Regions from separate parts of the Homo sapiens genome. Here region 1 is linked to region 2. The links are chromatin contacts, found by Hi-C or POLR2A ChIA-PET in ENCODE. All regions are on one chromosome and are shown on one strand. The core of a region is the stretch at or near the end of the contact, and the rest is flanking DNA. Distances in the headings are between cores, read along the strand shown. Region 1 has its middle 56 kb from the start of LINC02881. Region 2 has its middle 97 kb from the start of LINC02881.

Evidence for each region. A loop is a pair of places that touch in the nucleus more often than their neighbours do. ChIA-PET counts read pairs that join two places held with the same protein, here RNA polymerase II (POLR2A).
Region 1: a map of HepG2 shows a loop between it and region 2 (3-fold over the local background). The contact joins two enhancer-like sites. A Hi-C loop is called at or near these places in 1 of 168 maps with a recorded cell type or tissue (HepG2). POLR2A ChIA-PET finds 5 or more read pairs at or near these places in 1 of 52 experiments (HepG2).

Annotation. Positions count from the first base shown.
Region 1 is chr10:44,234,367-44,239,747 of GRCh38, reverse strand. No RefSeq gene overlaps it. Among named protein-coding and RNA genes, the nearest start is that of LINC02881, 56 kb to the left of the region's middle. RefSeq lists enhancers at 4,337-4,990, 4,991-5,381. Within about 2 kb of position 2,852, at least 2 of the 41 ENCODE cell types and tissues checked have a DNase peak (open chromatin) inside an H3K27ac peak, as active enhancers do.
Region 2 is chr10:44,193,184-44,198,353 of GRCh38, reverse strand. No RefSeq gene overlaps it. Among named protein-coding and RNA genes, the nearest start is that of LINC02881, 97 kb to the left of the region's middle. RefSeq lists a cis regulatory region at 2,082 and enhancers at 1,998-2,167, 3,848-4,347, 4,348-4,849. Within about 2 kb of position 2,738, at least 4 of the 41 ENCODE cell types and tissues checked have a DNase peak (open chromatin) inside an H3K27ac peak, as active enhancers do.

The DNA.
Region 1 (5,381 bases), core at 1,603-4,102, 41 kb before region 2:
TGGCTCAATGCACAGCTTCTCTGCCCCGATTCCCAGGCACCAAGACAGCAGCCCAGGAACCAGCGTTAGTTCTTCTATCCCCCGTACCCACACACAGCCACCAGGTCTGGTTGATTTAACCACCGTCTGCCACTATTTTCCATCCTTTCCCCATTCAGGCCCCTGTGTCCTAGGTCCTGAGGACTGAACAGCCTCCATCTCATCTTCCAGCTGCAAGTGGGGCCCCTCCTATTCATTCTCCATGCTGCAGACAGCAGGGTACCATCTTTCCAAATACAAATCAAAGGGATCACATCAACCCCTCCCTGGCACTAGAGTCCTGCAATGCACACAGCACATGACTCCATTTAGAAGTTTGGTAGAGTCCAGAAAGTGTCTCCCCTGGGGTGGGGAGGGCAGGACTGAGGGGAAGAAGGGAGCCTTCTGCAGATGTGGAAATGCCCCAAGTCTTGATCCGGTGACAGTTACCTGGGTGTATAAACAGGTAGACACACATCAAGGTGTGAACTTCACATCTGTGCACTTTACTATATGTGAATGATATGTCAGAAGATACAAATAAGACATACAACCGGCCGGGCGCGGTGGCTCACACCTGTAATCCCAGCACTTTGGGAGGCCGAGGCGGGCGGATCACGAGGTCAGGAGATCGAGACCATCCTGGCTAACACGGTGAAACCCCGTCTCTACTAAAAATACAAAAAATTAGCCGGGCGAGGTGGCGGGCGCCTGTAGTCCCAGCTACTCGGGAGGCTGAGGCAGGAGAATGGCGTGAACCCCAGGGGGCGGAGCCTGCAGTGAGCCGAGATTGCGCCACTGCACTCCAGCCTGGGCGACAGCGAGACTCCGTCTCAAAAAAAAAAAAAAAAAAAAAAAAAAAAAGACATACAACCTGTGAAAAAAGAAATAAATAAAAGAAGCCTGCCAGGTAACCCTAATCTCTTTGAGGATGAAAACCAAGAATATTAGTGCAGCCTGTGTTTAGGATGACATTCACCTGGCTTGCCTGGCAGTGTCCTGGCTTATGCCTGAGGCCCTGGTGTAATTCTCAACAAGCCCTGTCCAATGATCAATTACATGGCAGCTTCTCTCCTGCCTCCAGGCCTCACCCCTGCTCTTTCCCTCTGGCTAGAATGCTTTCTGTTCACCTTTCACCCATTCCTTGGGTTCCAGGTAAAACATCATTGACTCTGCACGTCTGCCCTTTACTTATCCCCACACCAGGAGGGTCCCTCCTTCAACTGGCCCAGGAGCACCTTGTCTGTCTCTTTCCTTCACCTTCCCAAGCCAGCTGGAGACTCAAGGGTGGTGATTGTGACCATCCCTTCAGTTTCAGTATGTATTGAAATGTGCTTATCTTATCTTTCAGGACACAAGGAGCCTAAACCACCCACCATATAGATGAGGGGACTGAATATTTAAGGGGCCCCTCCAAGGCTGCCTGCCCAGTGACTGCCAGAACCAGGACCAGAATCCACGAGAACACCGATTCAGGATTCAGACTCCCCAGGTTATTCTGATGACTACACTATTTGATGGGGCTTTGGGGAAATGATTCCAAATATAATTTCCCATTCCTTGGGTCTGGGTCTGATAATTCAGAACGTGCAAAAGATTTAATTTAATGTCATAGGCCTTATGGACTCTCCTGGAAGTTTACTTTCTCAAAAAAATTCTGAATGAATAAAAATCTTATTAGCAGAGAGTTCTGGGTACTAAGCCTTCCTTTTTTCAGTATAGGCTAGAAGTTAAAGGTATTCTCTCTGTTAATAACTGGGCATTTGTCCAATATTGATGCATCACCACTGGCCAATGAAACCTCCCCTTCCCCAACAGTGGTGTTCTGTGTAGATACAGGCCTCTAGAGCAAGCACAGATGGAGGTGGAGCTGTGGGGTCACACCATCCTGAGTGGCGCAGTTCCAGCCCTGTAACTCCTGGATGTGTGACTTGGGAGAAGTTATCAACCCTCTCTAGGAGTGAGGTTCTCATCTGAAAAATGGGGAACTACTAGTGCCTAAATTAAAGGACTGTTTTCATGATTGAATAAGATAATTCATGCAAAATTGTTGGCATGCAGTGGGCACTCAGTAGATATCAGTTCTCTTCTCTTCCTTCTTTTCTCTGCCACCTTCTTCTTCTCTTCCTCCTCTTTCTCCCTGCTTTCCCCTCCCCATGCCTCCTTCTCCTTCTTCATCTCCTTCCTGTTTTCCATCTCCTTCTCTCTTCATCCTTCTTCCTTTTCTTCCCACTTCCTCCTCTGTCTTCTTAATGATAGCCTTAATAATAGACCCACATCTTCTGATAATCAAGATTACTTTCTATCAGCCATAGAAAAGCAACAGTGCATGAACCAAGAAGTAGTGGGCTAAGAGATGTGTTGCTTTCAAGGTAAACTCATCCATTTCATTCCATCTGAGCCACCTTATGGTTCAAGATGTTCTTAATTACTTCTTCAGTTTTTTACACTCTTCCTAAGACATGAGTACCATAACTAAAGTATCTAGGTGTGTTCCATCCAGAAAAGAAAAGATTACCCACCTGCCCTGGAGCCATGTTGGGCTTCCTGTAGAGGAGCCCCAAATAGAATGCTCTGGGGTCATGAGATCACTTATTGACTCAAGCAGAGCCTGTGGAAAACCTACACACTAAAATGAATTATCTCAAAACAACAAGTAGAGGGCAAGGTTGCCGAGGTCAGGTTGTGCTAGCAAACCTGGACCTACACCACGGGGGAGAGTTCAAACGCAGTTCCTATGGCAAATATTTGCCTGATGTTTGCTGTTACCTCAGCTCTTGCTTTGTTTATCTGAAGGTCACGTCACCTTTCAAGTTCCCATCTGACTGGCAGCTGGAGGCCCTGGCGACCACACAGCTGGACAGATGTTAGGAATCTGGGCCGCAATGCATGAGCTACACTTTTGAAACAGATTCCCTAGGGCCATGGTCTGGGAGAGAAGCAGGCAAACCTCTTTTGGGACTCCATCCTTCTCTCCCCAGTCCTTGGTGAGTAGCCCTGCAACCAGGCTGCATTTACCTTCTCTCCATAAAGATTATGGTATTGACTACCATTGGACAGCAGGTCCCTAGAGTGAGTTTACTGAGAAGTGGGTGGAGTTTTCTGAGCCAGCATGAGCATCAAAACAAGATTTTGTAATATTGCTGGCTAGGATGAAGACATAGCCCTGACCCCATTCACTGTGTGCTTTAAATCCGGGTACCTATTAACAACATCAGGTCTGAGGAGAGGGCACCCACAACCTCCAGCACTATAACAAATCCTCTGAGCAGCACCACAGGTCTTGTCAAGTGAAGGTGAGGTCTTCACAATAGTTAACTCTTCACAGAGTAGTCTTTTTTTTTGAGACAGAGTCTCGCTCTGTTGCCCAGGCTGGAGTGCAGTGCATGATCTCTGCTCAGTGTAACCTCCACCTCCCAGGTTCAAGAGATTCTCCTGCCTCAGCCTCCTGAGTAGCAGGGATTACAGGTGCCCGTCACCACGCCCAGCTTATTTTTTATTTTTAGTGGAGACAGGGTTTCACCATGTTAGCCAGGCTGGTTTTGAACTCCTGGCCTCAAGTGATCCACCTGCCTCGGCCTCCCAAAAGTGCTGGGATTACAGGTGTGAGCCACCACACCCGACCTCACAGAGCAGTCTTTCTAAGGAATACAGGAAACATGATGAGAAGGAGGGAGAGGAAGCCAGGATGAGGTCTAGACTCCTAGCCAATCTTCCTCTCGGTGCCGCTGCAAGGCTGTGCCCTGGAACAAGCACTGGCTTGAGATTTACCCAGGTCTAGGCTGGAACCCCAGTCCTGCTCCTCACTAGCTAACCTACTTGCCCACTGTAAAGCTCAGTTTTCTTTTCTGTAATTTGGTGATAATGCTATACAGAGAATGCTAAGGGTTGAAATAGCCGATTTCTACGTAAATCACCCAGCACATGGCGCACAGATGATCACCCCAGCCCTATCCCCTCACAGAGCCCACTATCCTGAGCTTGCCAGATAAACAGAACCCTTGTCTAGCAGCTAGGATGTGGACAGTGAGTTACAGTTAAGGAACCAAAACAAGAACCGGGGGAAAGGCATTGGATAAAGTTTCCATTAGCAATGGATCTAAGAGCAGCCTGGGTCATACCTGGAGCTGCGATGACATAGCCAGGCTCTTCTTTGAGAGCAGGTGTCAGACATGACAAATCAGGGCCCCAAACCAAGCAAAACCAGGCCAGACCTAGGTCAGCGCTGTACCCTGACCCTGGAAGTCAGTCCGTCCAGGGGCAGGTAGGGGCTGTTGGGTGTGATGAGCTGCTCATCTCCTGGCTCTGCAACACTTGCACACGTTCTCCAAGGCTTCTTCTCAATGTAGAAACCTGTAGGCTCTGCTAACAATTTCGGTATTTGCCCGAAGATTAAGAAGTTCCCAGTAAAATAGCTAAAAGGGCATAATTGGATGGTTTATTACACAAAGGATAAATGCTTGAGGGAATGGCTACCCCATTCTCCTTGATGTCATTATTACACATTGCATGCCTATATCAATACGTCTCATGTACCCCATAAATATGTACACCTACTGTGCACCAACAAAAATTAAATAAAAATATATTTAAAATAACAATAGAAAAGAATTTCTCCAGGGTTTTGCCACCTCTGAGGATGAACAGTGCTTCAACAGGGAGTAACTCTGAGCTAAGCCTCCTGCAGCCTCAGTTACGGTTTTGAATGAATTCTGTTCTTCGTTATTTATACCTTTGTTACCAGACTCCAGGATAAGAATCTGTTCAAGGAAACTAATTACACACAACTGTAAGAAACACTTTTAGGCATTAAATCCTTTGAATTCTCTTCACAATGAGATAGATACTTGTGTTTTCCCAGTTTTACATGTTGAGAAAACAGACAAGGAAGTTAGGGAATGCACTCAGACTACCAAGCAGTAAGCTGCCAAATCAGGCTTCAATAGCAGAAGAGTGAGATTCCAGCTCCCAAATACGTAAGCATACAGAAATCATGAGAAACAGCTGAACACAGGAGGCCCATTGGTCATCTCACCATGTTTTCAAGACGGAAGAGAGGTAGCTTTGCTCCAAGCTGCCAAACCCTCACCACTTGGCTCTCAAACTACACCAGGAGCTCCCTGCTGGTACTCTGACAGCCCAGGCTTGCATAAGTTCTTGCATGTTGTTCAGCCTAATGATGCCTCAAAGGCTCTGGCCATGAAAAGGGATAGTAGAACCATTATTTTTAACCGAGATGTTCATCAAATTGACTTGAGAAAAGCAGTTTCATTTGCACACACAACACGGTGTTGGCAGTGGGTTGACGGTGGTACAGCAAAGACGTTTTTGTTTTCTTTTGTTTTTCCATATAGAACAAGCAG
Region 2 (5,170 bases), core at 1,489-3,988:
CTCCAGAGCCCAAGCTCCTGGCCTGCCCTGAGAATGAACCACATATGGAATGGACAGACAAGATGCCTTTCTCTTAGGTTTTCTTACCAAAATAAACAAATGCATTTGGGAAGATTAAATCCCCTTAATCATGAGAGTGAGAGACCATTCTCTGCAGAGAAACTCCCTAGTCCGAGGGCTAAGGGAGTTTCTGTGACAGGATGAAAACATTTATTTGAGTGAAATTTTCTTCATAGGTGAGAATGGAGGAGGACTTTTGTTGAGACACACATCCCAGAAGACAGCACCTGGGCCAGCAATGACACCCTGCCTCCCCTAGCCCCATTGCTGCATCCTGGAGGGTCCTGAAAGGTCCCAGCCTCCCAGGGGCAGGAAGGGAAGGCACCTTGGCCACAGTTGTTGGAGCTGAGACCACATGATTTTCCTGGTGTGTCTGTCTCCAACTCTTACCTACCACTTCCTGCCTAGAAAGTTCCAGACTTGGAACCTGCGTGAATGTGGCCCTTGTCTTTTGCTTTGCCCAGGGGTGGGTTGACATGATTTTACATGTGGGAGACCCAGAAGTCACATGATAGATGTCAAGAGTCAGGAGGAAGAAGACCCTGGGAAGGGAGAGAGGGAGGCAACAGCTATGTGCACATCACAAGGCTTGGCAAGATGAGGGGCATCCTCCAGTCGGATGGCCGTAGTTCTCTGCTTTCCTTGCATTTGGAAAAAAGAGTCCAGTAAGCTTGCACCTTAAGAAAAGGCAATAGTGTCGATGCACTTGGACAGAAGATTGGTATCCTATTGCGGAGGCTGTGAATGCCCAGAAGACTAAGCCCGTCACCGAGGTCTCCTCAAAAGCACTTCTGAGCAAGCTGCATTGGTGCCTCCCTCTCCCTCCGCCTTCCGACTTCCAAATTCTATCACCTCATGTTTAATTTCACGTTGTCAAGGTTAACATTCTTCTTTTCGTTTGTATAGTTTATTAAACACTTGTATCCTGCCATCTCTGTGCCTGGTGCTATTCTAAGCACTTTAGAAAAACTAGCCCATGGCCAGGTGTGGTGGCTCATGCCTGTAATGCCACCACTTTGGGAGGCTGAGGTGGGAGGATTACTTGAGCCTCAAGAACAGCCTGGGCAATGTAGTAAAATGCTGTCTCTACACAAATAATAAAGAAAAATTAGCCAGGCATGGTGGCATGTGCCTGTTGTACCAGCCACTTGGGAGGCTAAGGTAGGAGGATTGCTGGGCGGTCAAGGCTACAGTGAGCTGATATCGCACCATTGCACTTCAGCCTGGGCAACAGAGCAAGACCCTGTCTGAAAAGAAAGGAAAACAAAACAAAACAAAACAAAACAAAACAAAAGACGTATTAGCTCATATATAGAATCTAACAAAGTTGATCTCATGGAGGCAGAGAGTAGAATGATGGTTATCAGGGGGTTGGGGAGTGGTACTGGGGGATTGGGGAGATGTTGATCAAAGGATAGAAAATGTCAGTTAGATAAAGGAATAAGTGGATGTATAGTGTTCCTACCACAAATATCATATCTAGGTGGGGTGATGCACATGTTAATTAGCTAGATTTAGTCATTCCACAATGTATGTACACTTCAAAACATCATGTTGTACTCAATAAATATATATATAATATTAGCTATCAATTTAAATAAACATTTTAATAACTTAAAAAACAAAATATCAATTCAATCACTTCTCTGACAAGAGTCCTTGCTGGAGTTGCTGTTCCTGCCCTCGTGCTCTGATGAGGAAACCTGAGGGCGCAGAGGCTGAGGCCTTGCTGAAGGTTGCATGCCTGCTGGCTCCGGTGACAGCTCACGCTCTTGTGACCTGCAGGCCAGCTCTCCTCTCCTCCTCTCTGCCTTCAGCCCCGCTCACCTGCTCTCCCTGCACTCCCTCCAGGGACTCTTCTCATCCCCAGATCTCCACTAGTTCCTTTCTTTCATCACATTGATGTCTATCTTGTGCCAGGCCTTGTGTACAAGCTGGGACCCACCACAAGCTTTTCAGACTTGGCTGGCGCCCGGTGGGCTCCCAGTGCAGAGGGAAGCATGTGAGTAACCAGGTGTCACTGCCCCTGAGGTCTACTCAGCACCTCACAGCCCATGGATACCTTGCAGAATTAGTACAAGCTGTTCCTTTCTCCAAGCACATAGCAAATCCCATCACAATGTGTACCTGTGACAACCCCAAATGTGAACTGCATTCTGTGTGAAGCCTCCACAGCTGCAGGTGGAGACCTACAGAAGGGGCATATGGGTTGGGGGCCTGTCCAAGCCTGGGGAAGGGTCAGCCACGCTTCTCACTGGAGAGCACCTCTGCAAAGTGCCAGCTTAGCCGTTCCTTTGTGATAACAATAGTGGAGCGTTCTATGCCCTTGTCCACACCTGGGTGTTTACAGAGGAAAATCACTAAAGAGCATTTGTGACTATGACCACATAAATACTGTTCGTGACAGAATCCACACTCAGTCCTTGGGCCACTGTAAGGAGCATGACTCTAGAGCTGGACTTGAACTTGGACACCAGAGTTCTATCTGCTCCAAAACCATTAAGTTATTCTGCCTTCCAGTTTGCCAGGATGGGCTGGCAAGTTGTTTCAAAAGTAAACACAGCAGAGTCTTTTATTTTTTTAAGCAATGTTAGATGTTTCCTGTTCCAAAGTGCACACCGCAGCCCCTGGGCTCCATGCCTGATTTTCTCCAGGGCAGACATCTGGAGGATGACTCAGAGACCCACAAAAAGAGATGTCTGCAGGCTGGGCCCTGCAACCCTGGGCACCCCAGTGGGATACCCCAGAAGTGAGCAGTTATTATCTCTTGTGTTGACAGTGGCATGTGCTGGAGCCATCCCTAAAGACTAGAGGGAAGGAAGGAGAGGCCCCCGGCCCCTCCTGAGAGGCCACTTAACTTCCCCAGCCACTGTGGGTCAAATGGCTTTTCTTGTTATCTGGAGGCCTGGACACTCACACTAGTGCCCTTATCCTCTTCCCTCCACTCGCTCTCTTTGTTCTAAGCCTTTCAATGCTGGGTCCCCTGCTTTGTGGACCATATAGGGATCTGGGCATTTTCACCTCCCACCTCCTCTGGTTCGCTCCTCTATCTCTCTCTGCGAGAGAGGGAAAAGAAAGCAGAGTGAGGACTCAGGCACCACACAGATAAGCCTGTCTGACACGCCTGGCTCATTTTCTGACAGAACAGCAAAAGGATGGAATGGCTTCAGCTCTGGGTTCACCTTGCCTGACTCTTCTTCCAGAAAATTGAAAGCAGCAGAGGACCCACAAGATTACTGTCATGAGCCCCCAACAGTCCTATTACAGAGGGAAAGAGCAACTGAGGCCAGGTTGGAGAAAGGACCGCTTCCCAGTGTGGGCTGAACTTGTCCCACAAAATCCATGTGTTGAAATCTTGATCCCCATTTCACAGAATGAGACTGCATTTGGAGGGAAGACCTTTAAAGAGGTGATTAAGGTAAGATGGAGTTGTTGCGGGGGCCTAATCCCATATGACTGGAGTCCTTATAAGAAGAGGATATTAGGACACAGGCACACACAGACCACGTGAAGATACAGGGAGAAGGCAGCATCTGCAAGGCAAGGAGAGAGGCCTTAGGAGAAACCAACCTTGCAACACCTTGATCTTGGGCTTCCAGCCTCCAGCATGGTGAAAAAATACATTTCTGTTGCTTAAGCCACACAGCTGGTGGCTTCTTGTTATGGCAGCCCTAGCAGACTAATACACCCCTAAATTACACAAGAGGAGGTGGCAGTGGAGAAGTCCCTGGGGCTGACCCCAGCTTTCTGCTCTGTCCCACTGCCACTGTTTCATTGTCACTGGAAGCATTTCTCTTCTCTTTTAGGGAAGCATGCAGCACATGTATACACACATGCACACACACACACACGTGCATCCTGAAGGATAAGTATGTAGTTATTCAGGTGGAGAAAAAGAATAAGAAATTATGTAAAGGAAAGGAAACAGCTCCAGCAACATGTGGGGGAGCTGCAGCCCTGTGGGTGGGCTCAGGAGAAGCCCCCCAGCTCTAGGCAACCTTAGGAAAAGCTGGAGAGGGTCAGGAGACCAGGTGAGAGGCAGGCAGGGTGGGACCCAGGCACATCCAGGTTCCAAGGGAGGATCTGAGACTTCATCCTGCAAACAATAGGTTCCATAAGGGATTTTAGATGGAATGACGTGGTCAGCTTCAGTCTCAGGCTGAAGAGGAGACCTGGACGTTGGATGGAGCCTGGAAGCAGACTGCCCAGTAGCCCCTTCAATGACGGCCTGGGTAGCAGAGCAGCAATAGTGAGCTGAGGGCCTGTGAGGCATCCTGCCCTCCCTGCCTCCTTGTGGCCCCCCAGAGCAAGTGGGACAGTCCCAGGGAGGGCAGGTGGCTCTGCAGCCGCACAGCAGGGGACCGTGCAGCCCCTAGGGGAAGGAGGTGGCACCCAGCCCTGTGGATTATTTTCTATCAGAGCTCAAAGAGGAAAGCAGTCTGCAAAGTTGAAGAGTAGTTGAGATCTCATGTGTTTGAAAGCAATCCCTGTACAAAACACCAAGAGACTTTATAGAAACATTAGGAGGCAGCAGCTTCCCTGTTGGTAAGAGTTCACTCTCAAATAAAATCCACATGTTATTTATGTTCTTTGACCCAGCTGTTAGCTCCCTATAGATATTGAGATATAAGAATAATCTGGTAGTAATATTATTCCATTTGGAGTGGATTCTTTGTTCTTAAGCTAAAAGGTGATTAAGGGAAAGATCCACCAGGAGGTATTAAGGGGCTTGAGTAGCTTGGATGAAGATGGGTGAGGTAGCACATAGAAGCCATCCACACAAGATTGCAGAAACAGTAGAGCTGCATGTCTAGCAAGTCTTTATTGCTTTTCAATAACATGATAACATTCCTATAAAAGTAATTTATAGATGGACTCAAGGCAAAGCTGGGAAGCTGAGCCTGTGGGTTTTAGAGAAGAACCCACAAGCTCCAACCGGGAATTGTATTGGGTTTGTTTTTCACGGTTGAGGCCGCTGCTCTTTGCTCTCAGATTTCAAACTGAGATGCACTGGCTGCATGCTAATGCAGGAGCAGCAGCCCAGCTATGAGCTCCATGAGTCAGGAAGGAACCTAGAGAATTTTCACATTCCCAGGTTCAAAACTGTGCA